Linked DNA regions of Homo sapiens: region 2 is linked to region 1. The links are chromatin loops, found by intact Hi-C in ENCODE. Cell type or tissue: CD4-positive, alpha-beta T cell. All regions are shown on one strand. Links, peaks and the distances in the headings refer to the core of each region. The heading gives the core; the rest is flanking DNA. Region 1 holds the start of GPR142 (G protein-coupled receptor 142). Region 2 overlaps DNAI2 (dynein axonemal intermediate chain 2).

The links. A loop is a pair of places that touch in the nucleus more often than their neighbours do. Peaks named below come from ENCODE experiments on the same cell type or tissue, not always from the same donor. Only the 100,000 strongest peaks of a DNase experiment are listed, where the experiment ranks them.
Region 2: a loop joins it to region 1, with 2.7 times the contacts of the local background. A loop is called at or near these places in 74 of 110 quality-filtered maps.

The regions. Positions count from the first base shown.
Region 1 is chr17:74,363,266-74,379,141 of GRCh38, reverse strand. It overlaps GPR142 (G protein-coupled receptor 142), which reads right to left and starts at 11,636. Exons shown (of 4, transcript NM_001331076.1): 1 at 11,348-11,636; 2 at 9,508-9,674; 3 at 8,463-8,621; 4 at 6,542-7,413. The coding sequence starts at 9,601. The coding sequence ends at 6,542. It also overlaps a transcript of BTBD17 not described here. RefSeq lists an enhancer at 10,034-11,022. In CD4-positive, alpha-beta T cell, for the core only: CTCF peaks have their summits at 10,410 and 10,609; DNase peaks (open chromatin) are centred at 9,711 and 10,691; H3K4me3 peaks cover 862 bases.
Region 2 is chr17:74,291,099-74,304,936 of GRCh38, reverse strand. DNAI2 (dynein axonemal intermediate chain 2) reads right to left here. Exons shown (of 14, transcript NM_023036.6): 6 at 13,804-13,838; 7 at 5,080-5,219; 8 at 3,769-3,891. Among named protein-coding and RNA genes, the nearest start is that of DNAI2, 24 kb to the right of the region's middle. RefSeq lists a silencer at 8,142-8,376. In CD4-positive, alpha-beta T cell, for the core only: CTCF peaks have their summits at 3,383, 3,595 (motif pointing left), 7,941 and 8,155 (motif pointing right); DNase peaks (open chromatin) are centred at 3,586 and 8,156.

The sequences.
Region 1 (15,876 bases), core at 6,645-14,644:
CCAAAGTGCTAGGGTTATAGGCCTGAACCACTGTGCCCAGCTGGCTAAATGCTTAATTTGGAAAATATGGTCTTGCTTTCTGGGCCAGGGTGCTGAATGGATTCTGCACGATCCCTCTGGAAGCTTGTCTCCCCGTCCCCATCATGTCACCCACCCCACCACTGGTAAAGCCACCTCCTCGGCCCGGGCATGGTGACAGGAAGGGAGCCTTGTCACCTTGTCAGAATCGAGGGACACTCATGTCTGTGGACTGGAGCTCCCATGAAAGATCCCAGAGCAGAAGCGACAGATGTGGCTCCCTTTTATCCAGCCAGCATGCCTCCTCTTTCGGACTGAAAAAAAGAGGGGAAGGGGAAGAGGAGCAGAGCACTCATGGGGGAGGACCAAAGTGAGCATGGGAGTCAGAGAGAGGGGCAGAGGCTGCGTGTGTGGTGGGGCCTGAGACCATGCCCCGGAAGCAACCTGGTTGCGTTGATATCCATTCCAGAGACAAAAAGAAATGTGCTGCTCAGGCCGGGCGCGGTGGCTCACGCCTGTAATCCCAGCACTTTGGGAGGCCGAGGCGGGCAGATCACCTGAGGTCGGGAGTTCGAGACCAGCCTGGCCAACACAGTGAAACCCCTGTCTCTACTAAAAATACAACAATCAGCTGGGTGTGCTGGCACGCACCTGTAATCCCAGCTACTCGGGAGGCTGAGGCAGGAGAATAGCTTGAACCCAGGAGGCGGAGGTTGCAGTGAGCTGAGATCGAGATCGCGCCACTGCACTCCAGCCTTGGCGACAGAGCAAGACTCCATCTCATAAAAAAAAGAAAAAAGAAAGAAACGTGCTGCTAAGGGGGAGTGTGCAGTGATAGCACTGCAAACCGGAGCGACTGGGAAACCCAACACAGAGGGAAAGAGCTGTTTGAGGTCTGAGCAATGAGGAAGCCAGGAAAGGTGCCAGTGGCAGCAGGACACCCCGCCAGAGAGCACATAAGAGTGGCCGAGGGAAAAGGGGGCCCGAAACCCAATTGTGATTAAGAAAGTCAAGAAGGCCAGTGCCGTGGCTCACACCTGTAATCCCAGCACTTTGGGAGGCTGATGCAGGAGGATCGCCTGAGCTTAGGAGTTGGAGACCAGCATGGGCAACATAGGGAGACCTCGTCTCTACAAACAAACAAACAAAAAATTAGCGAGGCATGGTGGTGCATGCCTGTGGTCCCAGCTACTTGGGAGGCTGAGGCCAGAGAATTGCTTGAGCCTGGGAGGTTGAGGCTGCAGTGAGCCGTGGTCGTGCCACTGCACTCCAGCCTGGGTGGCAGAGCGAGACCCTGTTTCCTAAAAGGAAAAGAGGCCTGTAATTCCAGCACTTTGGGAGGCCGAGGCAGACACATCACTTGAGCCCAGAAATTCAGGAGCAGCCTGGGCAACATGGTGCAACCCCCACTCAGAAAGAAAGAAAGAGAGGAAGGAAGGAAGGAGGGAGGGAGGGAGGGAGGAAAGGAAGGAAGGAAGGAAACGAACGAGAAAGAAAATAACCTTTTCTGAATGAAAAGATACTCTCAGTGTGGAAATTAAAAGGCCCACCTCCAGGTACCTGTTCAACAAGGGTGAATCTTCAAAAACTTCAAGATCTTCCAGGAAGAAAGGAGAGATCATGTTTAAAGATACGAGACTGGCTTTGAGTCCTGTTACGCCAGCCAAGGAGAAGAGAAAGGTGGGGATAGTTCGTATACAGCCAAGAGAAAAGTGACTTTTATTAAAGCCTGGATCCACAGCCAAGGAACATTTGTCCTTAAAATACCCATAGTTTCCCCCAACCCAAATTCATATGTTGAAGACCTTCCCCAGGTTGGATGAGAGCCCATCGTAACAGCCTCGTTTGAACTTCATCACCTCTTTCAAGGCCCTATCTTCAAATGCCGTCCCATTTTGAGGTACTGGGGACACAGGGAGAAGGTGACCTTCTGCAGGGCAAGGAGAGAGGCCTCAGAAGAAACCCAAGCTGCTAACACCTTCTTCTTTTCCTTTTCAGACAAGGTCGCCCTTTACTCTGTCATCCAGGCTGGGGTGCAGTGGCGTGGTCTTGGCTCACTGCAGCCTCGACCTCCTAGGCTCAGGTGATCCTCCACTACATCCAGCTGTTTTTGTATTTTTGGTAGAGACAGGGTCTTCCTATGCTGTTTAGCCTGGTCTTGAACTCCTGGGCTCAAGTGATCCCCCTGCCTCAGCCTTCAAAAGTGCTGGGATTATAGGTGTGAGCCACTACATTTGGTCAATACATTGTTTTGAACTTCCAGCCTCCAGAACTGTAAGAAAACACATTTCTGGCCAGGCAGGGTGGCTCACGCCTATAATCCCAGCACTTTGGGAGGCTGAAGCAGGTGAATCACTTGAGGTCAGGAGTTCGAGACCAGCCTGGCCAACATGCGAAACCCTGTCTCTACTGAAAATACAAAAATTAGCCAGACGTGGTAATGCATGCCTGTAGTCCTAGCTACTTGGGAAGCTGAGGCAGCAGGATCACTTGAACCCAGGAGGTGGAGGTTGCAGCGAGCCGAGATTGTGCCACTGCACTCCAGCCTGGGCGACAGAGTAAGACTCCATCTCAAAAACAAACAAACAAACAAACAAAAACTCATATGTTGTTTAAGCCACCCAGTCTGCGGTATTTTTTTAATGCAGCCCTTGAAAACTAATAGAGTCCAGAAAACAATTTGTCAACCAACTTCCAAACAGCAAAAATCATATATACCCTTGGGAAGAAATGAAAGACATGTGAGCAATAACCATCCTCAGATATTAACAAAGGACAAATGATAGACCGTAAGATCAAACAGCACATCAAACCTGTGGTGGGAATTGTTAGGAAAGAAACTCAGAATTTCAAAAAGGATTTTCTTTAGCTAAGATATTTCAGCAGATGAGTGGGTAGGCTATGGAGGGAGAAGGGAAGAAGGAGAAACTGAAACCATTTAAGTCTTTCTCTCCTCTAGAAGCCAGTTTGGCAGATTTAATAATACTTTTCATTTACATTTCAGTGACATGCTTACCAAGGTGATTATCACTTTATTTTATTAAAGGTTACACAAATGCTAAAAAGAAACTGTTACCTAATGTGTTTTTTCTCTTTTTTTTTTGAGTCGAAGTTTCACTCTTGTTGCCCAGGTTGGAGTTCCATGGTGTTTCTATGGCGCGATCTCAGCTCGCTGCAACCTCCGTCTCCTGGGTTCAAGCGATTCTCCTGCCTCAGCCTCTGAGAACTTGGAATTACAGGTGTCCACCACCACGCCCAGCTAGTTTTTGTATTTGTTAGTAGAGATGGGGTTTCACCATGTTGGCCAGGCTGGTCTCGAACTCCTGACCCGAAGTGATCCGCCCACCTCTGCCTCCCAAAGTGCTGGGATTACAGGCGTGAGCCACCACACCTGACCACCTAATGCATTTTATTAGGAAAATGTGATACTGGTTCTCAAATCTGATAAGTCCAGCACTAGAAAGTTCTAAGCAATGCAAAAGATCCCCGAGAGCGGTCTGCCTCTAATCTTCTACATCTGAGAGCACCTGCAAGGTGTGGGGTGGAACAGACAATGGACCAGGAACCAGGAGACTTGGGTTTGAGTGTCAGTGCTGCTCTTGACCAGCTTTGGGCTAGGGGCATACCATTTAATCTCTCTGTGCCTCAATTTCCTAAGTTTGTAAAACAGTTACAATACTCCATATGCAGGGTTGTTTGAAAAAGTCACTGACTGCCCCAGCCTGTCGGTACAAGTGAGGTTATAGCAATATTAACACTGGGGTTATGGTGGCTCAATGCAAAATTGTTTCAACCAGCCTGGCCAACATGGTGGAACCCCGTCTCTACTAAAAATAAAAAAATTAGCTGGATGTGGTGGTGTGCGCTTGTAGTCCCAGCTACTTGGGAGGCTGAGGCAGGAAAGTCACTTGAACCCAGGAGGCGGAGGTTGCAGTGAGCTGAGATCACACCACTGCACTCCAGCCTGAGCGACTGGGCAACAGAGCGAGACTCCATGTCAACAAAACAAAACAAAACAAAACAAAACTGTGTCTTGAAAGAGCCTCCCCAACAGTTTCTGGAAGTTCCTGGTTTCACTGGTGCTCAGAGACAGTTGAGCTAATATTGCAGCTGGCCTCCTGAAAGACAGCCCCCCAGCCAGCTGAGGAAGGCATCCTGCCTCTGGCCTAGACCCAGCTGCTGTTGCCATCCATGGAGACACAGATGCTCTTCCCTGATACTGGGTTCTCTCCTGCAGGGTCCCTGCAGGTTGTTCCATTTAGTTCTTCATCCATGGAACTTTGTGCTTTCTTCCCGTGCCCGCTTCTGTAGGGCAGGCTCAGGCTGGGCTGGGGCCGACATTATCTGGTCCTCCGGTGGACCTTCTCCCTCCCCGGGTACCTGCATTTGCATCCCCCTCCTCCTTAAGCAAAGAATAAAGCGCAGGTGCATCAACCCTGCCTGGGGATACATCTGTGTGTGCACATGGAGGTGTGGGCGGGTGAGGGGGTCCTCCATCCTTAACACCTGCTCAGGGTCAGTGTAGACCACCCCGGAGCAGAAGTGTTGGGCTTACAGGTCTTCAGTCCTTTCTCTGAACTCGGCACCACATGTCTTGGAATTCAGAATACGTCAGAGCAGAGGAAGGTGCTGTGTGCATGTAGTGGTGCGCGTTCGATCACGATTCCGTGGGGTGTGGACAGCAGTACATGATCACTCCACTAACAGTCCCTGGTGGGGCTGGCAGGACTCACAATCACAGGACAACTTCGGGACCAGAAATCACCTCACACCGGGTCACGCTGTGCCGCTAAACGTGTTTGTGGCACATTTCGGAAACATGTTTTGGTTTTCAGAGTTTTTTGGAGTTGAGAATCATGGCAAATGCATTGGAGACCCACATTATCCTCTTTCTGGGTTAGCTGAACCTCCCTGTCTGGACATCCCTGCTCTGGGGAGAAGCAGAGAGGCAAAGTGGAAAGCCAAGCATTGATTCTGCATTGACTGTGTGCTGGGTGCACAAACAGCTCTTTGACTGATGTCATCCCACTAAGAGGGTGGGGGCAGGTCTGAACCTCCCATTCAGGACAAAGGTCAGCTCAGCCTGACCAGGAAGCAGAAAGTGGTCCTAGCTCAGCTGCTAATGTGTTTACCCACAGCCTGGAGCAGCTGGGAGTTCCATCTGCTGATCTCTCCCAGCTGCCTCTCCGGGATGGTGGTGCTGAGAGGAGAGAGGGGCCCTGGAGAGCCTCCCTGGAGAGGCTGAGGGTGGGGAGCAGAGCTCCTCATGGCTCTGATGGACTCTGCCAACTCCCGCCTCCCAGTGGTGGAGGAAAAGACCTTTCCCCAAGGGGCGTGAGCTCGGGGGGCTCAGCAGAAGCTCAGGGTCATCTCCAGCTAGGTCCTCCTTTCCTGTTCTCCTAGTACCCTGGGTTAAGAGACCATTTTCTTTCTCCTCATTGGCAACAACAAAAACTATAGCCCCAGTGCTGGTTCTGGGCCCATGAACCTGTACTGGTTTAGGGCAGGGAGTAATGTGGAATCCAACCAGGGTGTTTGAGACCTAAGGGGCTGTGTCTCCTGTGGCTGGACAGACACAGGCCTGGGCTCCTCACATCTGATTTAAGATCACCCCTTTCTGACTGGCCCTGGGGGCTTTTATCCCCCAAGCAGCCCCCTCCCATTGCTCAGCTCAATTTCTTTGTTTCCTCCAGCCTAAGAAATGCCTTAAGTCCTGAAGATATCTTCCTTTTCAAACTCTGGCATTGCCACTAGGAGCTGGAGAGGTGATCCATTCAGGGAATGAGAAGCAGGCACCAGGAAAGGGGGGTGGGCTGGAGACAATTCACATCCATCCATCCATCCATCCATCCATCTATCCATCCATCCATCCATCTGTCCTTTTTTGTTTTTGTTTTTGTTTTTGTTTTTTTGAGACGGAGTCTCACTCTGTCGCCCAGGCTGGAGTGCAGTGGCGGGATCTCGGCTCACCGCAAGCTCCGCCTTCCGGGTTCACGCCATTCTCCTGCCTCAGCCTCCCGAGTAGCTGGGACTACAGGCGCCCGCCACTGCGTCCAGCTAATTTTTTGTATTTTTAGTAGAGACAGGGTTTCACTGTGGTCTCGATCTCCTGACCTCGTGATCCGCCTGCCTCAGCCTCCCAACGTGCTGGGATTACAGGCGTGAGCCACCGCACCCGGCCTCCATCTGTCCGTTTTTCTATCCATTCAACCAACATTAATCTGGCATTCACGATGAGCCAGGCAAAATGCCCCCCGCAAAGGAATGCCCACAGCACTGATGCTATTAGCCTGTGCCTGGCAGTGCCCTTTCATCTTCCCAGGAAATAGGGATTGCTGGTGAAGCAAACATAAGAGCTGGCTAAGTTGTCCTCCTCTCTACCTGGGAGCCACACCCAAAGGAGGAGCCTCCACCCCCACCCAAGGAAAGCAAGCTGTTGATAAACGTGTTTTGGGTACAACCTCAAAGGCCCCAGTACATGTGGCCATGAGCCACCCTGAGCTCCCTAGCTGGGCCCCCTCCTCTACACTTCTGCCCCTGTGGGGAGTCCCGGAGGCTCCATCACAGGCTTCGCCGCCATGCCCTCTGGCTGTGATGCCAAAGTGCAGGGCAGGTAGGCATCGTGGATGACCTGTCGGACAGTGGCCCGGAAAGTCTTGCTGACAAAGCAGTAGAGGCCGAAGTTGGCTGCCGTGTGGAGCATGGCCACCATATTGGCCACATCCAAGGCCAGGTGGACCCTCCAGTCCCGGTGGACAGGGGCCACGTACATGTGGTAGAGCATGACGAAGACCCGGGGCGCCCACAGGAGGGTGAACAGTGTGGTGATGCCCAGGAGGATGGCTGTGCTCTTGCCCACCCGGGGCTGCAGCCCACTCCGGCCCCTCCTCCGTAGCCGGTGGATGATGGCCGAGTTGGTGACCAGGAACACGCCACAAGGGATGAAATAGACAGTGAGACAGTGAGCCCACTTGAGGACCTCGTCCAGTGTTCTGGGTGAGTCGGTGTCTCTCCACATGTCCAGCCACCAGTAGAAGGGGATGCCGGTCAACAGGGCAGCACTCAGGACAGCAGCAATGGCCCGGCGGGTCCGGCCTGGGGACGAGGCGGCCCGATGGTGCAGGGGGTGGCACAGGGCAGTGTAGCGGTCAACCGTGAGCAGGATGGCGATCCAGACTGAGGCGTGGTTGGCAGCAAACTCCAGGATGTTGGCCGTGCGCACCACAGCCTGGGGCACCTGGCGGGCCAGCACTGCTCCCTGCAGGAGGAAGCCCGCGAACACGATGACCACCTGGATGATGATATCCGAGGCTGTGAGCGCCAGAAGGTAGTAGTAGGAGGGCCTCCTGGTCCTGGTGGCAAGGCGCGCCAGGGCCACTGCGGTCAGGAGGCTGACTGAGGGCAGCCGAGGTGAGGGAGGGGAGAGGCATCAGAAGAGAGCTCAGACTCTGCTTTCCAAGGTGTCGCCATCGCACCTCCCCATCTGCATGTGCAGAGGCTGCGCTGGCTTCTCTTTTTTCTCCTTCCAGATCCTTCTGAAACCCCACTTTGCCCAGAAGGCCACCCAGGCCAGCTCTGCCCTGTCCATCCACTGCAGGCCACTGGCTGTACCCCGGTTATGCACAGGTAAGTGCACATGGAAGGGTCCTCAGCAGCCACCTGTCCTGGCCAGGTGTGGTGGCTCACGCCTGTAATCCAGCACTTTGGGAGGCCAAGGCGAGCAGATCACCTGAGGTCAGGAGTTCAAGACCAGCCTGACCAACATGGAGAAACCCCGTCTCTGTTAAAAAAATATACAAATTAGCCAGGCACGGTGGTGCATGCCTGTAATCCCAGCTACTTGGGAGGCTGAGGCAGGAGAATTGCTTGAACCTGGGAAGTGGAGGCTGCAATGAGCCGAGATCATGCCACTGCACTCCAGCCTGGGTGACAGAGTGAGACTCCATCTCAAAAAAAAAAAAAAAGCTACCTGTCCTATGGCATTGTCCTCCAAGTCCTTTTTAGGTTTTCTGTGTCCTCCAGAATGGAGGCGTCCCTAGACACAGGCATGGGTTTAGCTATCAGACTTGGGGAAATCCCCAGGGCCGAGACCACCCGTCCTTCCCATATCCACACACCCACCTCTGCCCCAAGCTCTGCTCTCTGAAGGCATGGGCAGCACGGGGAGCTTTGTACTGAGCTGAGCCAGTTCCTATGTGAATTTTGTTATCCTAAGAGTGCGCTCACTGCTGGGGAAAACTTGGGTTTAGCTGTGAGCACCCCCAATCCTAGCCCCTTACTTGTATTCCCCTCCAGTGACCCAGAACACCCTGACAATGGCAAGGAAAGACCAGGGGTCTATGATCCAGGGCCTCAGGGGTCAAACACAGAGGACTGGCACCCATTGAAGGAGGATCCCCATTTCTGGCCAAGCCCAAGTCCCCAGACCCCAGCTCCCCACTCACCAGGCAGCCCCAAGCCCAGCAGGACACTGTAGTAGATGACAGGGATGACGCCAGCCACACACGGGGACCTCTCTGCGATCTCTGGCCAGTGGCTTTCAAACTCCTGGCTCAGCCCGCTGACGTGGGGCGTGGGCAGCAGGGTCACTCGTGGCTGGCCAGCTAGAAGGTGCGGATGGGCAGAGTCAGAGCCTCTGGTCTATTTCTAACCTGGCTGGGCGCAGCCCCGCCCTGACCTGGGGTCTTTCTAGTCACCCTGCTCTGTGCAGACCCTCTAGTCAGACCCAGCTGAGTGCACTGTCTGTTGCTGTGAGAATTCTTGCCAAGACCACCCTCACCCCCACCCCATGTCACCCCACTCCCTCAGTGGCCCGGCTCCCCCACTGATGGGAAGTCCCTGGCAGCACGGCCTGCTGCCATAGAGACCATTGCTCCCCATGGGTCCTCCCCATGGGCCCTCACCCGGCCTAGCAGGGGCTCTGAAACAGGGGGCACTTGTCGAGGTGCAGGCTCCTGGGCCGCCTCCGGGCCAGAGGGTCTGAAGCGGGGTTGCAGCAGCCGTGCTTGTAATCAGCAACCTGGGTGATTCCGACCCGGGTGATGCCAGCCACACACAGGGACCTCTCTAGGAGGTCCACAGTGGAGGCCCCAGGTCTGCACAGCTCCACTCAACAGCTGTCCCCCTCTAAGGAGAGGCTGTTGGTAGGGCCCCCTCTTTTCTAAACTAAAGATACCCTCTTCAAAGGTGAGCACCACTAAAGCTGGAATGGCCCAAGTCCACAGATGGGGAAACTCAGTCCACAGGGGTAAGGTGGCTGGTCTAGGATAAGCACCGTCCACTCTGGCCCCTGTTCCCCTGAAGCCACACTGCGCGTCTCTTTCAGGCTGAACTCCAGCTTTTCGTTTCCTGCTGAGGCCGGGGGGCTCACTGCTCACTCACTCTCAGCTTTGGCCCCTACTCCACCCTCTAGGTCCCTAACCTGCCTCCTGTTCCCTCCTGCCTTTCCACCTTATTGCCCCCAGCACACCCCACTTCAAGATGCCTTACCTGTCTCTCGTCCCTCAAGCCCCATGCTCTGGGGCCCTGAGTCCTGGGTCACCTGTGGCTTTTTCTGAGGGTCCCCGCAGCTCCCTGTCAGCATCGCCAGCTGTACCTCTCACCCCTTGGCTCTCCAAGTGGTTGTTTGCCCCAGGATCCTTACGCAGACACTGAGCCTGTTAGTGCAGGGGGCGGGGCGGGGGAAGGAGGAGGAAGGAACTGGTGGGCGGAGGCACCGGGGAAAGAGCTAGAGTAGATGCTGGTGGAGCAAACCAGGGTGCTCTAAGGCGCACAGGCAGGGGAAGGGGTCGGGCTGGGCAGGGGCTTCAGCTTCAGGAGAGACGAGCTGAGGGTGGCATGGGGTTCACAGGTATGTCTATGCCTGGGGGAGCAGGAAGTGAGGAGAAGAGGCAGGATGGCAGGATGGGGGTTCTGGGGGGCTGCCTCGTGCCCCGGGGCACTCTGTGAGCTGGCCTGTGTTCAGCTGGGGTCAAACCTGGGGCTGAGGACTTTGGGGACAGGCAGAAGGACTCAGGGTGCTGACTCTATGAGCATCCAGACTGAAAGGGAAGAGAGTAGGGCACCTCTGTGAGGAGTTGGGGAAGTCGTGCCAGGTAGGAGTGGTAAGGCTGCCACAGACAGGGCTATGATCCCAAGAGGCTCAGGGGACCAGGTGCACAGGGTCAGTCCTGCAGTGGCCATGGTGGGGGAGGTGGAGGCTACCCCCAGGGGCAGGATGGCAGGCAGCCGTGCACAGGGTGGGGCATCCTCTGGGAGCAGCCGGACGAGGCTGCCTGCAGCCGGTGCTGGGAAACCACAGTCCTGCAAGCTGTTGTTTCCCTGGCCCTGGTGAAATGGACCATCCCTCAAGAATATCAATCCCTGGCAAATAAACAACAGCCGTTGCTGGTGTGCACTCAGAAGAGGCCAGACTGGCTCTCCTGCCCTAGAGGAAGAGTGACCAGAGCAGCCCACAAGCAGGTACCCGGGACATGGATGCCCCGTGGACGGTCTCGGGAGGAGAGCTCAGGCCCCCCTGGAATCACCTCCCATGGCCTGTCCTCTGGGAATGCAGCAGAAAATATGGCAGGAAATATAGGGAGCTTCCCAGCTCTGGGAGTTAGATCTCACATCAGAGCCTGGAACTCCCCATCCCAACCCCCCCTCGGATACTCACAGCGCAGGCCCTGCTGCCCCCTGGTGGCCACATCCTGACCCTGCAAGCCTGAAAGTCCCATGGTTTGGCTAGGCACCCTGGGTGGCACAGTGGGACTGGAGACGGAGCTGCCCGCTCAGGGCAGGTCCTCTGGTGGAGTGCTGGGACCCCAGCCCCAGAAAGTGCAAGTAGCACAGATGACGCCCCAGGCCACCACCTCCTTGCAGCAGGAGGCTAGGGGTGAGAGGAGGCTGACCCTCTCTTCAAGGAGCTGCCATGGGTGAGGGGCAAGGAGGGTCCCTGCCAACATTTACCGAGTGCCCACCCTGTCCCTACACTTTGTTTTTTAAATTTTATGTATAGATATAGAGAGAGTTTGGGGCCTCGCTGTGTTGCCGAGGCTGGTCTGGAACTCCAGGCTTCAAGTGGTCCTTCTGCCTTGGCCTCTCAAAGAGCTGGGATTACAGGTGTGAGTCACCATGCCAAGCCCACTTTGTTTCTTTGAGGGATGTACACTTGACTGGAAACCTTAAATATTCTTCAGACGGAACACAAGGGTTTCAACCAAGGCTGTCACACAGGCTACACAGAAAACTAGAGCTCCCTGGATTCAGAGCGAGGAGAGGGAGAGATGGAGGAGGGGGACTGAGTTTGCTACAATGATGCCCCATGCACGTCCTTCCAGCAACTTACCATCCCACCCCATAGAAGGCCTGTTCTGGGAGGCAGCTGGATTCACCTGGCGGAAACTGCTGGAGTCCTTGGATGGCCTTATTCGGAGGTCCCAGCTTCCCCCTGTGACCTGTGGAGACCTCAGCCACCTGGAATGGCTGAGACAAGAATGCTGGCTTTTCTGTGCATGGGACACCATTGATTTGTCTTCCTCAGTATATGCTTCTGTACCCAGGACAGCAGTGATGTCCTGCAGGGAAGTGGGGACCCACTGGATCTTTTGCTCCATGGGCAACATCATAATACTCATTGCTAACAACGCTGGGATCCATGGTTCAAGAGATGGAGCCTGGAGATGTCCAGCTCAGTGGCAGCAGCAGACAGGACAGGGCAACCACGTCATCAGCCAGCACACAGCCTATACAGAGGTGAGAGGCCCCTTCTTGGTGGTGGCGATTCTTTCCTACATGGTGTGGTGTCAGTGACCAGGGTAGGCTGCTAGCCCACGGTGGAAGGGATCCTATCCACTAAGGCAGTCACCTCTGAGCCAGCCTGGGCAAGGTGAAAGATGTTATGAAGACCCAGCCGCACACCTTGACTTTTTTTTTCTTTTCTTTTTGAGACAGAGTCTCGCTCTGTCACCCAGGCTGGAGTGCAATGGTGCTATCTCGGCTCACTGCAACCTCTGCCTCCTGGGTTCCAGTGATTCTCCTGCCTCAGCCTCCCAAGTAGCTGGGATTACAGGTGCCTGCCACCATGCCTGGCTAATTTTTGTATTTTTAGTAGAGACGGGGTTTCACCGTGTTAGCCAGGCTGGTCCTGAGCTCCTGGCCTCAGGTGATATGCCCACCTGGGTCTCCCAAAAATGCTGGGATCACAGGTGTGAGCCACCGCACCCGGCCACACCTTGACCTTTTTGGTCTCTGAAGTCTTCAGCCCTGATCAGTCCAGCCAGAGCCACCAGGCCTGAGCACCAGGGTCTCTCTCTCTCTTTTTTTTCCTTCTGCCTCCCTACCCCTCAAGACAGGGTCTCACTCTGTCACCCAGGCTGTGGTACAGTGGTGTGATCATAGCTCACTGCAGCCTCGAACTCCCAGGCTCAAGTGATCCTCCCATCTCAGCCTCCCAAATAGCTGGCATTACAGGCAAGCACCAACACGCCCAGCTAATTTTCGTATTTTTTGTAGAGACGGTGTTTCGCCATGTTGCCTAGGCTGGTCTCGAGCTCCTGGGCTCATGCAATCCACCTGCCTCGGCCTCCCAGAGTGCTGGGATTACAGATGTGAGCCACCACACCTGGCCAAGGATTCCTTCTTATTTAAGTTTTTGTTTGTTTGAGACAGAGTCTCACCCTGTTGCCCAGGCTGGAGTGCAGGGGTGCAATCTCAGCTCACTGCAACCTCTGCTTCCCGGGTTCAAGCGATTTTCCTGCCTCAGCCTCCCAAGTAGCTGGGATTACAGTCACCAGCCACCAAGCTTGGCTAATATTTGTAGTTTTAGTAGAGACGGGGTTTTACCATGTTGCCCGGGCTGGGCTTGAACTCCTGACCTCAAGTGATCCACCCGCCTCAGCCTCCCAAAGTGCTGGAATTAAAGGTGTGAGACATCATGCCCGGCCTCATATTTACCTTTATGTGCTCCCCTGTGTACACGGGGCCTGGAACTTAAACCCATGATCTCCTGTCCCCAGTCCAAGTGGCCCAGTGACTCAGGGAACCCTAAGTCAGGACAGGAGGCACTACAGATGCAAGGGAGGGTGCCAGGTAGGGCCAGGCTGCGTCTGGAGCCCACCCCTCTGAGGTGTTACCACAGTCCAGTGTCTGATCACCCCCTTTGCAGATTCAGAAACTCTTTATCTGGTCCCAAGCTTGCAAGAGTTTTCCGTTGCTTTTACAGTACTAGAGATTCCTTGTCCAAAGGGATCACTTATCACAATTGGAAAAACTTCCCCAAAAAGACAGCATGGGCTGGACATGGTGGCTCACATCTGTAATCCCAGCACTTTGGGGAGGCCGAGGCGGGCAGATCACGAGGTCAGGAGATCGAGACCATCCTGGCCAACATGGTGAAACCCCGTCTCTACTAAAAATACAACAATTAGCCAGCCACTACAGGTAGTGGGTACCTGTAGTCCCAGCTACTCCGGAGGCAAAGGCAGGAGAATCGCCTGCACCCAGGAGGCAGAGGTTGCAGTGAGCTGAGATCGCACCACTGTACTCCAGCCTGGCGACAGAGTGAGACTCCATCTCAAACAAAACAAAACAAAACAAAACAAAACAAAAACACAACATGGGGTTGTGGAAAGAAAAGTCAAGTAGCCAGGTGCAGTGGTTCATACCTGTGGTCCCAGCTACTTGGAAGGCTGAGGCTGGAGGATTGCTTGAGCCCAGGAATTTGAGGCTGCAGTGAGCTATGACAGTGCCACCACACTCCAGCCTGGGTGAAAGAGTGAGACCCCATATCTAACAACAACAACAACAAAAATCAGAAAAAAGAAAAGTCAAGCACAACTCAGAACTCGAAAAATAAATCCTGCCTCTGAGGTTCCTGGTCATAAGACCTCAGACACATGGCTTGGGCTATAAACACTCCCGTCTGGGGCGGGAAGTAACACTCCTCTCTAGGATGGTGCTGGCTTGTGAATTCATCAGACTTGCCTTCAAGGAATTATGGCGCTCCCAGATCCATGGGGCCAATATATGTGTGTGTGTGTGTGTGTGTGTGTGTGTGTGTGTGTGTGTGTGTGTGTGTATATATATATATATATATATGCAGTGCTGCAGATTCTTCCTCTCAAAGACTTGGCCAAGCACCGTGGCCCACGCCTGTAATCCCAGCACTTTGGGAGGCCAAGGCGGGAGGATCACCTGAGGTGAGGAGATCGAGACCAGCCTGGCCAACATGGTGAAACCTCATCTCTACTAAAAATACAAAAATTAGCTGCACATAGTAGTGCACACCTGTAATCCCAGCTACACAGGAGGCTGAGGCAGGAGAATTGTTTGAACCCAGAAGGTGGAGGTTGCAGTGAGCTGAGATGGCGCCACCGCACTCCAGCCTGGGCGACAGAGCGAGGCTTCATCTCAAAAGAAAAAAAAAAAGGGCTCAGGGCAAATACCTGGCTTCCTCTCTCCCGCCCCAGGACACTCCCCCACACATACATATGCATGTACACATACCACACACACATATCCACAAATATGCATGCACACACACCACGCACATGCATGGACACACACAATACGCACACACATATAAATAGGCACATGCACACACACGCACTGCATACACACATGTGCACATGCATACCATACACACACACACACACACACACACACACACTCCAGCAATGCTCTGTTACGAAAATGAGAGGCCGGGCACGGTGGCTCACGCCTGTAATCCCAGCACTTTGGGAGGCCGAGGCGGTCGGATCACGAGGTCAGGAGATTGAGACCATCCCGGCTAACACGGTAAAACCCCGTCTCTACTGAAAGTACAAAAAATTAGCTGAGCGTGGTGGTGGGCGCCTGTAGTCCCAGCTACTCGGGAGGCTGAGGCAGGAGAATGGTGTGAACCCAGGAGGCAGAGCTTGCAGTGAGCCAAGATTGTGCCACTGCACTCCAGCCTGGGCAATGGTGCAGGACTCCGTCTCAAAAAAAAAGAAAAAAAGAAAATGAGAACAGAGAATGCCTCTATGTGGAAAGCTAGTTTCTAAATCATTCGAAGAGGGCCAGGGATAAGGGAGATTAGAAATAATGGGAGGTGGGGCCTGTCAGAGATGGGGAGTCAGAGGTGACTCTTCCGGGTCTTCTTGATGATCCAGGGCCTCCCAGCTTCCTTCACACTTGAAATGCCACCAATCTAGCTCTAGTAGGTAGCGCTTGTCTTGGGGTGCGTATAACAATTGTCTGGGAGTACTTAGAAAATACAGACAGCCAGACCCTGCCCCTGAAAATCCTGGTTCCAAGGTGGAGCATGGGAGATTCTAATGCAGGTGGCTACCCTTCAAGAATGACTGACACAAAATTAGCTAGGCGTGGTGGCACTGCCTTTGTCCCAGCTACTTGGGAGGCTGAGGCAGGAGGATCGCTTGGGCCTAGGAGTTTGAGGCTGCAGTGAGCTATGATTGTGTCACTGCACTCCAGCCTTGGTGACTGAGAGATTCTGCCTCTAGAAAAGCAAAACAAAACAAAGAATGACTGATGCAGAGGCTGAAGGAGGCTGGAGTTGAGAGGCACAAATATCAAACGACAGTTTTCTGAGTAGCGGGTTCTCTTATCATCAATAACATTCCTATCGAAAGCACTGTGCTTGGAAGCTGGGATGCCCTCAGGGACCAGGGCTGCCCTGCTGCATGGAGACTTGGACTTGCTGGGTTGAGCCAGGACATGGTACAGCCCATGGGAAGGGCAGGCGGGCAGCCAGTGGGCAAGGGATAGTGGATTTGGACGAGGGGAGCCAGGCATGAAACTCAGGGCAGCTGGAGGGGTTTCCGCTGGGCTGGAGAGCTCCAACTCTGCCAACCCGGACGAGGCAGGTGCCAGACCCAG
Region 2 (13,838 bases), core at 339-8,338, 68 kb after region 1:
GCACCACTGTGTCCTCGATGCATTTGGCCATAAAGATCCTGAATGTTTGTTTACAGAGAGAGTAAAGAAGACCCAGGGAGGGGATGCAGGGTGGCCCACCCAGATCACTCATGGGATGGGCAGAGCCTTCCCTGGCAAGACAGTGACATTTGTCATAGCATTGTCCAGGCTGGTGTCCCTGAGAACTCAGAGCAGGTGACCAACCAGCACTCAGGAAGTTACCTGGCAGTCGGTGATGTAACTCGTCCCCCTACCACTGGTGGGTGAGCTCTTTGAGGGGCACGAGCTTGTCTGACATGGGTCCATCGCCCACGAACTGAGCTTTAGTAGTTATTCACTTCACTGCGGACTGAATGCACAAAGGCTGGTCTCCTGACTCCTGGTCCAGTGCTCCCCTCGCGTCTCTGAGCATGACCCCCTCCATCACGCAATGCCCTTCCTTGTTTACTGTTCTGTCTTAACTTCTGGGCTAGACTGAACAACCTCCACCAGCAGGGCCTGAGCCTACAATGGTGCTGTGTCCTCAGCATTCCAAATGGAAAGAACAGCTGAGTGAGGTAGGGGAGGGGCACACTGAGGGGAGGGCCTTTGTCAACGGGCTCAGATGTCCTCTGCAGCTGGTGAACCTGCCCCTATAGAACTCCCAGGTTTTAGGCAGAGGTTGCAGTGAGCCGAGATCATGCCACTGCACTCCAGCCTGGCCTACAGAGCAAGGCCCTACCTCAAAAAAAAAAAAAAAAAAAAAAAAAAGAAAAAAGAAAAAGAAAAAAGAAAAGAAAAGAAAAAAGAACTCCTAGTTTATTTATTTATTTCTCGAGACAGGTTCTGGCTCCATTGCCCAGGCTGGAGTGCAGCAGTGCGATCTCAGCTCACTGCATCCTTGACCTTCTGGGCTCAAGCAGTACTCCCACCTCAGCCTCCCACGTAGGGACCACAAGCACACACCACCAGGGTCAGCTAATTTTTGTATTTTTGTAGAGATGGAGTCTCCCTATGTTGTCCAGACTGGTCTCAAACTCCTAAGCTCAAGTGATCTGCACACATCGGCTTCCCAAAGTGCTGGGATTACAGACCTGAGCCACTGCACCTGGCCCCCCAGCTTTTTTATTTTTATTTTTTTAAAAAACATATTGTTTTATTATGCAGTTTTCTTCTACCAGAAAATTACTAAAATGATAAATATAAAATCTCTAGAAAATACCCAGAACATGGCCAGGTGTGGTGGTTGAGGCACGAGAATCACTTGAACCTGGGAGGCAGAGGTTGCAGCGAGCCAAGATCATGTCACTGCACTCCAGCCTGGGCAAGAGTGAGACTCTGTCTCAAAAAAAAAAAAAAAATCAGCCTGGCTTGGTGGCATGTGCCTGTGGTCCCAGCTGCTCAAGAGGCTGAGGCTTGAGCCCAGGAGGTGGATGTTGCAGTAAGCTGAGATTACACAACTGCACTCCAGCATGGGCAACAGAGCAAAACGATGTCTCAACAAAACAAAACAAAAACCTGGGCTTCAAGTTGGGCGTCAAGGGCAAGTGGAAAGACCAAGCTTGAGAGGTCCAGAGAAGAAAGTATTCAAGCCGACTGCACGCCGCCCGTCAGTGAGCCAGAGAGAAAGGCCACCCAGATCTGAGTGGCCCATCGTGCCTCTAGCCTCAGACTTCATGGTGGGCTGCAGGTGGACACTCTGGGCCTCAGAGTTGGAGCCCTGGGTTTGAGTCCCAGCTTTACCAGGTACTAGGACTCACAACCTAATCTCATGAAGACTCATCGTGTGTGTCTGGCAAGTACGGATAATAACATTACCCCACGAGATGGTTGTAGGCGACTGCACAAGCTTATTAAATCAGGCAGCCACAAGTGTCCAACACACAGTGTGCACCCTGCAAGGGCCAGGCATGGAGGAGATGGCCCTAGTAGTGATGTGGCTGCATGTCTAGCACTTGGCCTAGAAAGCCTTGCCTCTGGGACAGAATGTTTTCCTGAGCCCTCGCCACCCCAACCTCCCTGCCCAGTGCCTTGTCCTCTGGGGAGGGGGTCAGTGGAATTGTCTCCTCCTTCCATCAACATTCATCTCTCAGCCTTGAGCTAGGGTTGCCCAGGTATGTTCGAGGCCAGGGCCTCCCAAAGCCCTAGGAATGATGGCCCATGACCCCGAAGCAAACAAGTGACACCCCCAAGGGGGAACCAGGCCTGGGCTGCACTAAGACGTAAACCAAGACTCAGCCCAAACCAAAAGCCAACAACAAGGGAAAGTTGTCTTCTTACTCTAGCGAGGAAGTCTTCCTTTACTGCTTCTAGGAAGCTTCCCTCCTCTAACACATTTGCACTATGCTCAAACTGATATTTCCTGTTTTTCTTTTCTTTGTTTTTTTTTTGAGATGGAGTTTCGCTCTTGTCGTCCAGGCTGGAGTGCAATGATGCGATCTTGGCTCACCGCAACCCCCGCCTCCCAGGTTCAAGCAATTCTCCTGCCTCAGCCTCCCGAGTAGCTGGGATTACAGGCGTGCGCCTCCACGCCCAGCTAATTTTGTATTTTTAGTAGAGATGGGGTTTCTCCATATTGGTCAGGCTGGCCTCGAACTCCCAACCTCAGGTGATCCGCCCGCCTTGGCCTCCCAAAGTGCTGGGATTACAGGTGTGAGCCACCGTGCCTGGCCCTTTTTTTCTTTTCTTATGTAGGGACAGTGTCTTGCTATGTTGTCCAGGCTGGTCTTGAACTGCTGGGCTCAAGTGATCCTGCCACCTCAGCCTCCCAAAGTGCTGGGATTACAGGTGTGAGCCACGGCGCCTTGCCTCACATTGATATTTTTCTTCTTTTTCTTTCCTTCCTTCCTTCCTTCCTTCCTTCCTTCCTTCCTTCCTTCCTTCCTTCTTTCCTTCCTTCCTTCCTTCCTTCCTTCCTTCCTTCCTTCCTTCTTTCCTTCCTTCTTTCCTTCCTTCCTTCCTTCCTTCCTTCCTTCCTTCCTTCCTTCCTTCTTTCCTTCCTTCCTTCCTTCCTTCCTTCCTTCCTTCCTTCCTTCCTTCCTTCCTTCTTTCCTTCCTTCCTTCCTTCCTTCCTTCCTTCCTTCCTTCCTTCCTTCTTTCCTTCCTTCTTTCCTTTTCTTTCCCTCTCTCTCCCTCTCTTTCTTTCTTTCTTTCTTGGTAAAGACTGGGCGGGCGGTGGGGGGGGTCTCATTATGTACCCAGGCTGGTCTTAAATTCTTGGCCTCCCAAAGTGCTGGGATTACAGGCGTGAGCCACCCTGCCCGACCTGAACTTTGATATTTCTTTGTCATTCTCAGTGACTGAACACCGAGACCATGCTTGTGCTCTGGTTTTCCAAGGAGCCTGCTTTGACCTCATTTTCCTCTCCAGTACCTCTTCCTTCCCCAGAGGAAGGCAGGTGACCAGCCTAGGGACCCCGTGCCAGGCAGGGCCAGGACCTGGGTTGGAGTCCAGGCCTCCCGATGTTGGTCCTGGGCGTGACCTTCCCCACAAAACAGGGCTTTTCTGGAATTGTTCTGTCAAAAGATTGCCCTCTGTGTTCAGCTGGGCCACTGGCCAAAAGATGACTTGGTGCCATGATGACTATGGTGTCCTTCTTCGAGAAGCTCTGCTGCCCCCTGCTGGAAAGTTGTTGTAAAGGCCACACACGTCTAGGATGGCTGCAGTGAGGGTGGCCTCCCTGGGCTGGTGCTGGGTTCCACGAGCACCTGATATCCTAGCAATGGCCTGTCTTTAGCCCTGGCTGCCCTGTCAATGCAAGTCGGGGAAGGGACAGCAAGGGACACTCACCAAAGTAGATTCGAACTCCAGGGAGATGGCCCCCAAGGCATTTTCCAACTGTTCCTTCTTGGTGATGTCCAAGATCACAACTTCAGTGGGCTCGCTCATCTTTCGGATGTCCCACCACATGACCTGGTGGGAGGAGGGGCGACAGTGAGACTTCGAGGCCCTGTATTTCCCCTGGCTTTTGCCTTCTCCGCCCTCACCCCACCGTCCTGGGGTCAGCCACTGGGCCACAAAGGATGGAGCTCCCGGCAATTCGTGGGAGCAAATACACTTTGAGGATTGCTGTTCTGTCCACAGTTCCCACACCTGGCTGATCATCAGAGTCGCCGGCAAGCTTCATACAACCCAGATGCTGAGGCCTCGCCCTCGACCTACTGAATCAAAACCTCCAGGTGCAAGGCCAAGAATCGGTATATGCCAAGACTCCCCACAATAAGGCAATATCCGGCAATGTTAAAAATGCATGTGTGCTCCGACCTAGAAGTCCCACTGCCAGCAATGTCTGCTGTAGATATATCCCCGCATGTGTGCAACAATCTGTGTATAAAGATGCTCTTTGCTGTATTTTTTGGGGGGTAGCAACAAAATATTAGAATCCATATATAAATTATGGTACACCCACATGATGCAGTTATTAATAGGCATGGGGCAGCGGTGTATGAAATATGAAACTATCTCCAAGGTACACACAATGGAAAACATCGAGTACAGAATAGTGTGTGAAGTGTGCAAAAAGAAAGAGTAAAGAAGAGAGAGGTGTGTTTCCTTGCATACGCAGAGACTAGCTCTGAAGGCAGACATAAGAGAGGGAGGGAGGGGAGGAGGTGCAGGCAGAGGTGAGAGGAAGGCATTTTCTTTTTTGCACCCTTTAGATTCTGTTCCGTGGGCATGTATTATCACTACTCAACTTAAAAATAAAGTGTTAGGCTGGGCGCAGTGGCTCATGCCTGTAATCCCACCACTTTGGGAGGCCAAGGCGGGTGGATCACCTGAGGTCAGAGTTCGAGACCAGCCTGGCCAACATAGTGAAGCACCATCTCTACTAAAAATAAAAAATTAACCAGGCATAGTGGCAGGCGCCTGTAATCCCAGCTACTTGGGAGGCTGAGGCAGGAGAATTGCTTGAACCCGGGAGGCAGAGGTTGCAGTGAACCAAGATCGTGCCATTGCACTCCAGCCTGGGCAACAAGAGTGAAACTCCATCTCAAAATAAAATGTGTTAAAGGAAATGTCCCCAGGGGTTCTGATGGGGAACCAGGGAACAGTTACTGCCCCTCCCTTCCCTCCTCTCTCCAGTGTCTGGCTGGTGGGTACCTGCCCATCCGTGGAAGCTGAGAAGCACTCGGTGCCCGTCTTCGACTGCAGCCAGATGGTGCCATACACAGGGTCTCGGTGGCTGGACTCAATGGTGGATAGCTCCGCCACCAGGCTGCCCTTTCGGGTGTCCCAGCAGGCTGGTGAGGAAGGAGATGAAGAAGGAGTGGAAGGGGGCACAGGCTTCCTTCCTTAGGGCAGGGAGCAGGGGAGAGAGGGGGCTGCTGCTTCTGGTTTGGCAGGTATGTGGTTTTCTAGAATCAGGGCTTGGTTCAAATCAGCCTGAGTTTCCTACCAGCCTCTACAGACTCTCTGGAGAGACTCCCAGAGTGCAAGCTTCATTCAGTTCCTTGAGCCCCTCCCAGGCATTGACTCCCTACCCAACACTTGGCCCTGGGCAAGCCTCTGGGGATAGGACAGGCATAGTGGCAGGGGAACACATGAGGGTGGTCAGGGAAGGCCTCCTGGAGGAAGTGACAGGTAGCTGAGATGGAAGATGAGCCTCAGGATGGAGGGAGCCAGGCGAGAGGAGAGCCGAGTCCCTAACGTAGGGAAAAGCACGTGGAAAGACTCCATTTAGGTGAATCTCTCTGCTACATTAGCCCATTTCCTCTTATCCTTTGTACCTCTGCTGCCTCTGTTGGAAAGAAACTCACAGAGGAGCTTTAGCCTTTACTGTGATCTGTTATTAGTGCTTTGCCAAGAAAGATGGAAAGGTTATCTGTCCTTTGTCCTGTTAGATTTCGTTTCCATTTTCCCATGAATGCACAATGAGGGCTCACCCTGTCACTCAGAGCTGTTTCTAGGAAAGGCCGTTTTGTAAAATAACAAAAGTACTTAGCTCGTAAGCTTTGACTTAGTATTTCTCCAAGTTCAAGGCATTTTCCCTGAACTCAGCTGGCCCAGAAATATGTTTTCTTAGATACGCCTGCTCAGCCAAGCACAGTGGCTCATGCTTGTAATCCTAGCGCATTAGGAGGCCGAGGCAAAAGGATTGCTTGAGCCCAGGAATCCAAGAGCAGCTTGGGCAACATAGTGAGACCCCGTCTCTACAAAAAATTTAAAACCTAGCTGGGCATGGTGGCACATGCTACTCGGGAGGCTGTTACTCGGGAGGCTGCCTGCTACTCGGGAGGCTGAGGTGGGAGAATTGCTTGAGCCTGGGAGGTTGAGGCTGCAGTGAGCCATGATCGTGCCACTACACCCCAGCCTGGGTGACAGAGCAAGACCCTGTCTCAAAAAATAAAAATAGGCCAGGCCTGGTGGCTCACACCTGTAATCCCAGCACTTTGGGAGGCTGAGGCAGGTGGATCACTTGTGGTCAGGAGTTCAAGACCAGCCTGGCCAACATGATGAAACCCCATCTTTACTAAAAACACAAAAAAATTAGCTGGGCGTGGTGGCAGGCACCTGTAATCCCAGCTTCTCAGGAGGCTGAGGCATGAGAATCACTCGCACCTGGGAGGCAGATGTTGCAGTGAGCTGAGATCATGCCATTGCACTCCAGCCTGGGCAACAAAGCAAGGCTGTCTCAAAAACAAAACAAAAAATAAAAATAAATAAAAATAAAAGATAAGCCTGTTCTACTTTGGCAAAGCAGTGCTCAAGAGTAGGTCCCACTGGGTCCCACATGGCCCTAGAGGGGCCCTTCTTGGAGCAGCGGAGCACCAGAGTCTGGGCTGGTATGAGCTGGCATGAAAAACCACTGAAAGAGGTTATGAATAATGACTGAGTCAAGGCTCTTGAATTAATCATGGCAAAGTGGCTCTGCCTCAGTCTTTTAGAGCTCTGGCACCCAGATAGTTTGGCAGGGACGTTTATGGGAGCCCGGGTCTATTCCATAATCTGAAAGCTCCCCTGGGCAGGAGGCAGCAGGTCTGAGAGGGAGATCGGGGCCTTAGGAAGCAGCTGACTACAGACAGCTTCAGAGGAGGAGTTTCTCAGCCATCCTGGCTCCCACTCCCGAAGAAGCAGCAAAAGTATAAGAACATACAGAGCAGAGAGGAGTGGGGAATGCTTTTTACGCCCAGGGTCAAGACTGGCCTGGGTGTAGTCATGGGTTGGGTGTCTGGCGACTCCAGGTTCAGGGGAACAGAGCAGGTAGGGACATTCAGAGCCAACCCAGGCAGGTGACTTCTGATCTCACTGGAGATTAAAAAAAAAAAAAAGCAGTTTGGGCTGGGCTTGGTGGCTCACGCCTGTAATCCCAGCACTTTGGGAGGTCAAGGTGGGTGGATCACTTGAGGCCAGGAGTTTGAGAACAGCCTGGCCAACATGACAAAACTCTGTTTCTATTAAAAATACAAAAATTAGCCAGGCGTGGTGGCATGCACCAGCCTCTGGGGAGGCTGAGGCAGGAGGATCGCTTGAACCCAGGAGGCGGAGGTGGCAGTGAGCTGAGATCACACCACTGTACTCCAGCCTGGGTGACAGAGCAAGACCCTGTCTCAAAAAAAAAAAAAAAAAGTCTGGGCACGGTGGCTCATGCCTGTAATCCCAGCACTTTGGGAGGCCGAGGCAGGCAGATCACGAGGTCAAGAGATCAAGACCATCCTGGCTAACACAGTGAAACCCCGTCTCTACTAAAAAAAAAAAATACAAAACATTAGCTGGGCGTGGTGGCGGGCACCTGTAGTCCCAGCTACTCGGGAGGCTGAGGCAGGAGAATGGCATGAACCTGGGAGGCGGAGCTTGCAGTGAGCCAAGATCGTGACATTGCACTCCAGCCTAGGTGACACAGCGAGACTCTGTCTCAAAGAAACAAACAAACAAAAATCAGTTTTCCAGGTGTGCCATCAGCAAAATCCGTGAAGTAAGGACCTCCAAAAATTCTCTCCTCCATAATAGCAGTGAGAAAACTGGCAAAAATGGTCAGAATCAACTTTTTCAGAACTCTGGAAATTAGCCAGAGGCTTAGGGCAGTCGGGAGAATGTTTATTCAAGAAAAACAGCAGAATCTTGGTAAGAACAGTGGCATTTTCACTTGCCCTAGTTAAGATCGCACACTCTGCAGTTCCGTGGTGGCCTTGAAAATTCACATTCTGCACTCCTGATGAAAAACAGCAGCCTGGCGCCACAAGAGGGAGCAGAATGAGGCTGGAGCTCCTTTCAAGTCTCATGCCCAAAGAACTGTCATTATCTGACCGGTCTGGTGGTTCCCTGATAAGGCTCCTCTTGCAAGGTTGGCTGTAATTGACTTGGTTCAGCCTTTGCCTGGTGTGAAAAGTCTTTTCATCAGGGTGTAATTGCAGGCAACTGACTAACTTTGCAGCTTCCTGAGGCAGTGGATAACAGGTGGGGAAAGGAATAGACCTACCGAAAAGCTTAAAAGGAAAAGCTGGGCCGAGTACAGTGGCTCACGCCTGTACTTTGGGAGGCTGAGGCAGGACTGCTTGAGGCCAGGAGTTCACAACCAACCTGGTCAACATAGCAAGACCCTGTCCCTATTTTCTTTCTTTCTCTCTCTCTCTCTCTCTCCCTCCCTCCCTCCTTCCCCCTTCCTCTCTCTCTCCTCTCTCTCTCTCCTCTCTCTCTCTCTCTCTCTCTTTAAAGGCAAGATCTCACTATGCTGCACAGGCTAGTTTCAAACTCCTGAATGCAGGCGATCCTCCCGCCTCAGCTTCTCAAAGTGTTAGGATTACAGACGTGAGCCACTGTGCTCAACTTCTATTACATTTAAACAACAAAAGTAAATAAGTAAAAGGAAAAGCTGAAGCATGATGTGTCCACAGGGCTTTGAAAAGATCTGACATATTCCTGGGAGTCTAGAAGGTCACAAGCATGGATAGAGCTGTGTGCACGCCCAGAGCTGTGTCATGCTCAGGAAAACCGATAAAGCCCTAAACTCTCTGGCTGACCTCATCTCTGCACAGACACTAAGGCAGAGTTGACAACTGCCTGGCTGAGTGTAAAGGCATGCTCACACACGCACACAGAGCCCCTTAGCAGAGAAGGGGAGATTTTTTGGTGACAAATGCTTAAGGAAATCTTTGTTCAATCATTAACTAATCACTAAGCTAAGCAGAGACTATAAGTGGTCACACGTGACAGGGAATACAGACTTTCCAGAACTAGCTAAGAAAATGTATTAATGAAACAAAGAACAACTACAACAAACAGCAACAACACAAACTCTGGGAGGTATGTCAATCTGATTTGCAAAGTTGCCACATTAAATCATACAAAAAGTATAGTTTTTAATAAAAAAAAAATTATAAGACATGCCAAGAAATACAAATGTATGGCCCAAACACAGGAATAAAAAAGCAATAAATAGAGATTGTCCCCAAGAAGCCCAGATATTGGACTAACTAGACAAAGGCCTCACATCAGCTATGCTAAACATGTTCAAAGAACTAAAGGAAGTCACATCAAAAGAACTAAAGAAAAGCATGAGATGATCTCTCACCAAATAAAAGATACAAATAGACAAAAATCATTATCATTATTATTTTTGAAGACAGAGTTTCGCTTTGTTGCCCAGCCTGGAGTGCAGTGGCACAATCTCAACTTACTGCAACCTCTGCCTCCTGGGTTCAAGCAATTCTCTTGCCTCAGCCTCCCAAGTAGCTGAGATTGCAGGTGCACTCCACCTCACCTGGCTGATTTTTTTTTTTTTTTTTTTAAGTAGAGATGGGGTTTGACCATGTTGCCCATGCTGGTCTTGAACTCCTGAGTTCAGGTAATCCACCCACCTCAGCCTCCCAAAGTGCTAGGTTTCCAGGCACGAGCCACCACATCCAAATGAGACAGAAATTATTTTTAAAAGAAAGAACAAAATAGAAATTCTGGAGTCATTAACCAAAATAAAAATATAGCAGAGAAGCTACAGGATGGCATATTTGAGCAGGCAGAAGAATCACTGAACGTGAAGATGGGTCAATTGAGATTATGTAGTCTGAGGAATAGAAAGAAAAGAGAACAAAGAAAAACAGAGTCTAAAGACCTATGGGACACCATCAAGCATGCCAACATACACATAATGGAAGTCACAGAAGGAGAGGAGAGAGAGAAAGGGTAGGAAAGAATATTTGAATAAATAATGGTTGTAAATATTCCATATTTGATTTTTAAAAAAATAATCTACACATCCAAGAAACTCAATGAATTCCAAGTGGGATAAACTCAAAGATATCCATACCTAGAAACATCATAATCAAAGCTGAAGACAGAGACTCTTGAAAGCAGCAAGAGAAAAATGACTCATCACATACACAGGATCATCAATAAGATCAATAGCTTAAGTTGAGTGTGGTGGCTCACGCCTGAAATCCCAGCACTTTGGGAGGCCAAGGTGGGAGAATTGCCTGAGGCCAGGAGTTCAAGACCAGCCTGGGCAACATAGCAAGACCCTATCTCTACAAAAATTAAAAAATAAAAAAGTAGCTGAGTGTGGTGACGTGCACCTGTTGTCCCAACCACTCAGGAGGCTGAGGTGGGAGGATTGCTTGAGCCCAGGAGTTTGAGGCTGCAGTGAGCTATGATCACAGCACTGCGCTCCAGCTTGGGTGACAGAGTGAGACCTTGTCTCTAAAAAAAAAAGAAAAGAAAAAAAAAAAAGAAATGATAAGGGAATTAAAATGGTACACTAGAAAATACGTGGCACAAAAGAAGGCAGTTATGGAGAAAGAACAAAAAGATGTAAGACATATAGGAAAAAAAAGCAAAATGGCAGATGTAAACTTTATCAGTAATTAAATTAATGTAAATAGATTAAACTCTCCACTTAAAACCAGAGATAGATAGAATAGATTAAAAGGAAAAAACCACGATCCAAGCTGGGCGTGGTGGCTCATGCCTGTAATCCCAGCACTTTGGGAGGCCGAGGTGGGCATATCGCTTGAGGCCAGGAGTTCGAGATCAGCCTGGCCAACATGGTAAAACCTCATCTCTCCAAAACTACAAAAATTAGCTGGGCGTGGTGGCATGCACCTGTAATCCCAGCTACTCGGGAGGCTGAGGCAGGAGAATCGCTTGAACCCAGGAGGCGGAGGTTGCAGTGAGCCGAGATCACGCCACTGCACTCCAGCCTGGGTGACAGAGTAAGACTCTGTCTCAAAAACAAAACAAAACAAAACTATGATTCACTTGTATGCCAGCTACATGTAATCTACAAGAGACATACTTTATTTTTTTATTTTATTTTTATTTTTTTGAGATGGAGTCTCGCTCTGTCACCCAGGCTGGAGTTCAGTGGCATGATCTCGACTCACTGCAATCTCAGCTTCCCAGGTTCAAGCGATTCTCGTGCCTTAGCCTCCCAAGTAGCTGGGATTACAGGTGCGTGTCACCACACCTGGCTACAAGACATACTTTAGATTCAAAGAGGCAAACAGGTTAAAAGTAAAAGGATGGGGAAAGATATACCATGCAAATGGTAACCAAAGAGGGCTGGAGTGCTTATCTCAAAGACAGACTTTGAGATGAAAAATGCTACTAGAGACAAATGAAGACATCATATACTGATAAAAGGGTTAATTCACTAGGAAAACTTAACAATTATAAGCATGTGCATGTACCTAATAACATAGCCTTAACATACAGGAAGCAAAACCTGACAAAATTGAAGGAGAAATAGACAATTCAACAATAATAATGGCAGACATCAGTATCCTACTTTCAATAATAGACATAATTACTACGTGAAAGATCAACAAGGAAATAGAAGTCTTGACCAACACTATAGACAAGACCTCCCAGACAACTATAGAAAACTCCACTGGACAGGCCAGGTGCGGTGGCTCACGCCTGTTATCCCAGCACTTTGGGAGGCCGAGGCGGGCGGATCACGAGGTCAGGAGATCGAGACCATCCTGGCTAACACGGTGAAACCCCGTCTCTACTAAAAAAAAATACAAAAAATTAGCCCAGCGTGGTGGCAGGCACCTGTAGTCCCAGCTACTCGGAAGGCTGAGGCAGGAGAATGGCGTGAACCCAGGAGGCAGAGCTTGCAGTGGGCCAAGATCGCGCCACTGCACTCCAGCCTGGGCGAAAGAGCAAGACTCCGTCCCAAAAAAAAAAAAAGGAAAACTACACCGGACAATAAGCAGAATATAGTCTTCTCAAGTGCTCATGGAACATTCTCCAGGATAGACAATATGCTAGGCCATAAAACAAGTCTCAATAAATTTTAAAAGACTGAAATCAGGCCAGGTGTGGTGGTTCATCCCAGCACTTTGGGAGGCCAGCCAAGGCAGGCGGATCCCTTGAGCCCAGGAGTTTAAGACCAGCCTGGGCAGCATGATGAAACCTTGTGACTAAAAAAACTACAAAAATTAGCCGAGTGTGGTGGCACATGCCTGTAGGCTCAGCTACTCGGGAGGCTGGGGTGGAAGAATTGCTCGGGCCCAGGAGGTCGAGGCTGCAATGAGCAGTGATTACACCACTGCACTCCAGCCTGGGCAACAGAGTAAAACTCTGTCTCAAAAAAAAAAAAAAAAAAAGAAAAAGAAAATGATTATAAGGGAATACTGTGAACAATTAAATGTCAACAAACTAGACAACTTGATGAAATGGAAAAGTTCCTAGAAAGACAGAAACTACCAAAAGCAATTAAAGAAGAAACAGAAAATGTGAAGAGGATCTATAACAAATAAACAGACTGAATTGTAACTTTTAAGCTTCCAATAAAGAAAAGCCAGGGACCAGATGGCTTCACTGATGAGTTCTACCAAACATTTCAAGAATTAATAGCGGCCAGGCATGGTGGCTCACGCCAGTAATCCCAGTACTTTGGAAGGCCAAGGAGGGAGGATCACTTGAGGTCAGGAATTTGAGACAAGTCTGGCCAACATAGTGAAACCCTAACTCTACTGAAAAAAGACAAAATTAGCCAGGCGTGGTGGCATGAGCCTGTAGTCCCAGCTACTCAGGAGGCTGAGGCAGGAGAATCACTTGAATCCGAGAGGTGGAGGCTGCAGTGAGCTGAGACTGCACCACTGCACTCCGGCCTGGGCGACAGAGCGAGACTCCATCTCAAAAAAAAAAAAAATTAATATCAATTCTTCACAAACTTCCAGAAGGGAATACTTCCCAACTCATTCTATAAGGCCAGTATTACCCATATCCGTTAGCATGTAGGTTTCCCAGAAACCTCTCCCAAAATAGGGCTCCCCAACGCTCTCATCATCCCTTTATGGCGGCCCCTAGTCAAATATTCTCTGATTTTACTTGAACTATAGTTTTTTAAAACTGTTTATTTTGAGCTAATTTTAGACTTACAGTAGTAACAGGAGACACTGCTGAGGTGTCAGCCAAACCTGCCTCACCCGTGTCTGCAGTTGGTCAGCTATGGGAGGCCCTCACCCCACTTAGTCTTCTGTGGCCGAGCCCAGGCTGCCATGTGGGCTCTGCCCTATAGCAGCAGGATTGGCTCTGACTATGAATCTGGGTCCCGGCCAGGTGTGGTGGCCCACACCTGTAATCCCAGCACTTTGGGAGGCCCAGGTGGGTGAATCACCTGAGGTCAGGAGTGCGAGACCAGCCTGGCCAACATGGTGAAACCCTGTCTCTACTAAAAATAACAAAAAAATTAGCCAGGTGTGGTGGTGGGTGCCTGTAATCTCAGCGACTCGGGAGGCTGAGGCAGGAGAATCACTTGAACCCAGGAGGCGGAGGTTGCAGTGAGCCAAAATTGCACCACTACACTCCAGCCTGGGAAACAAGAGCAAAATTCCATCTAAAAAAAATAAAAATAAAAATAAAAAAGCCTAGGTCCCTCCTTACCTATCTGTCCATTGTAGCAGCCACCCAGGAGTACG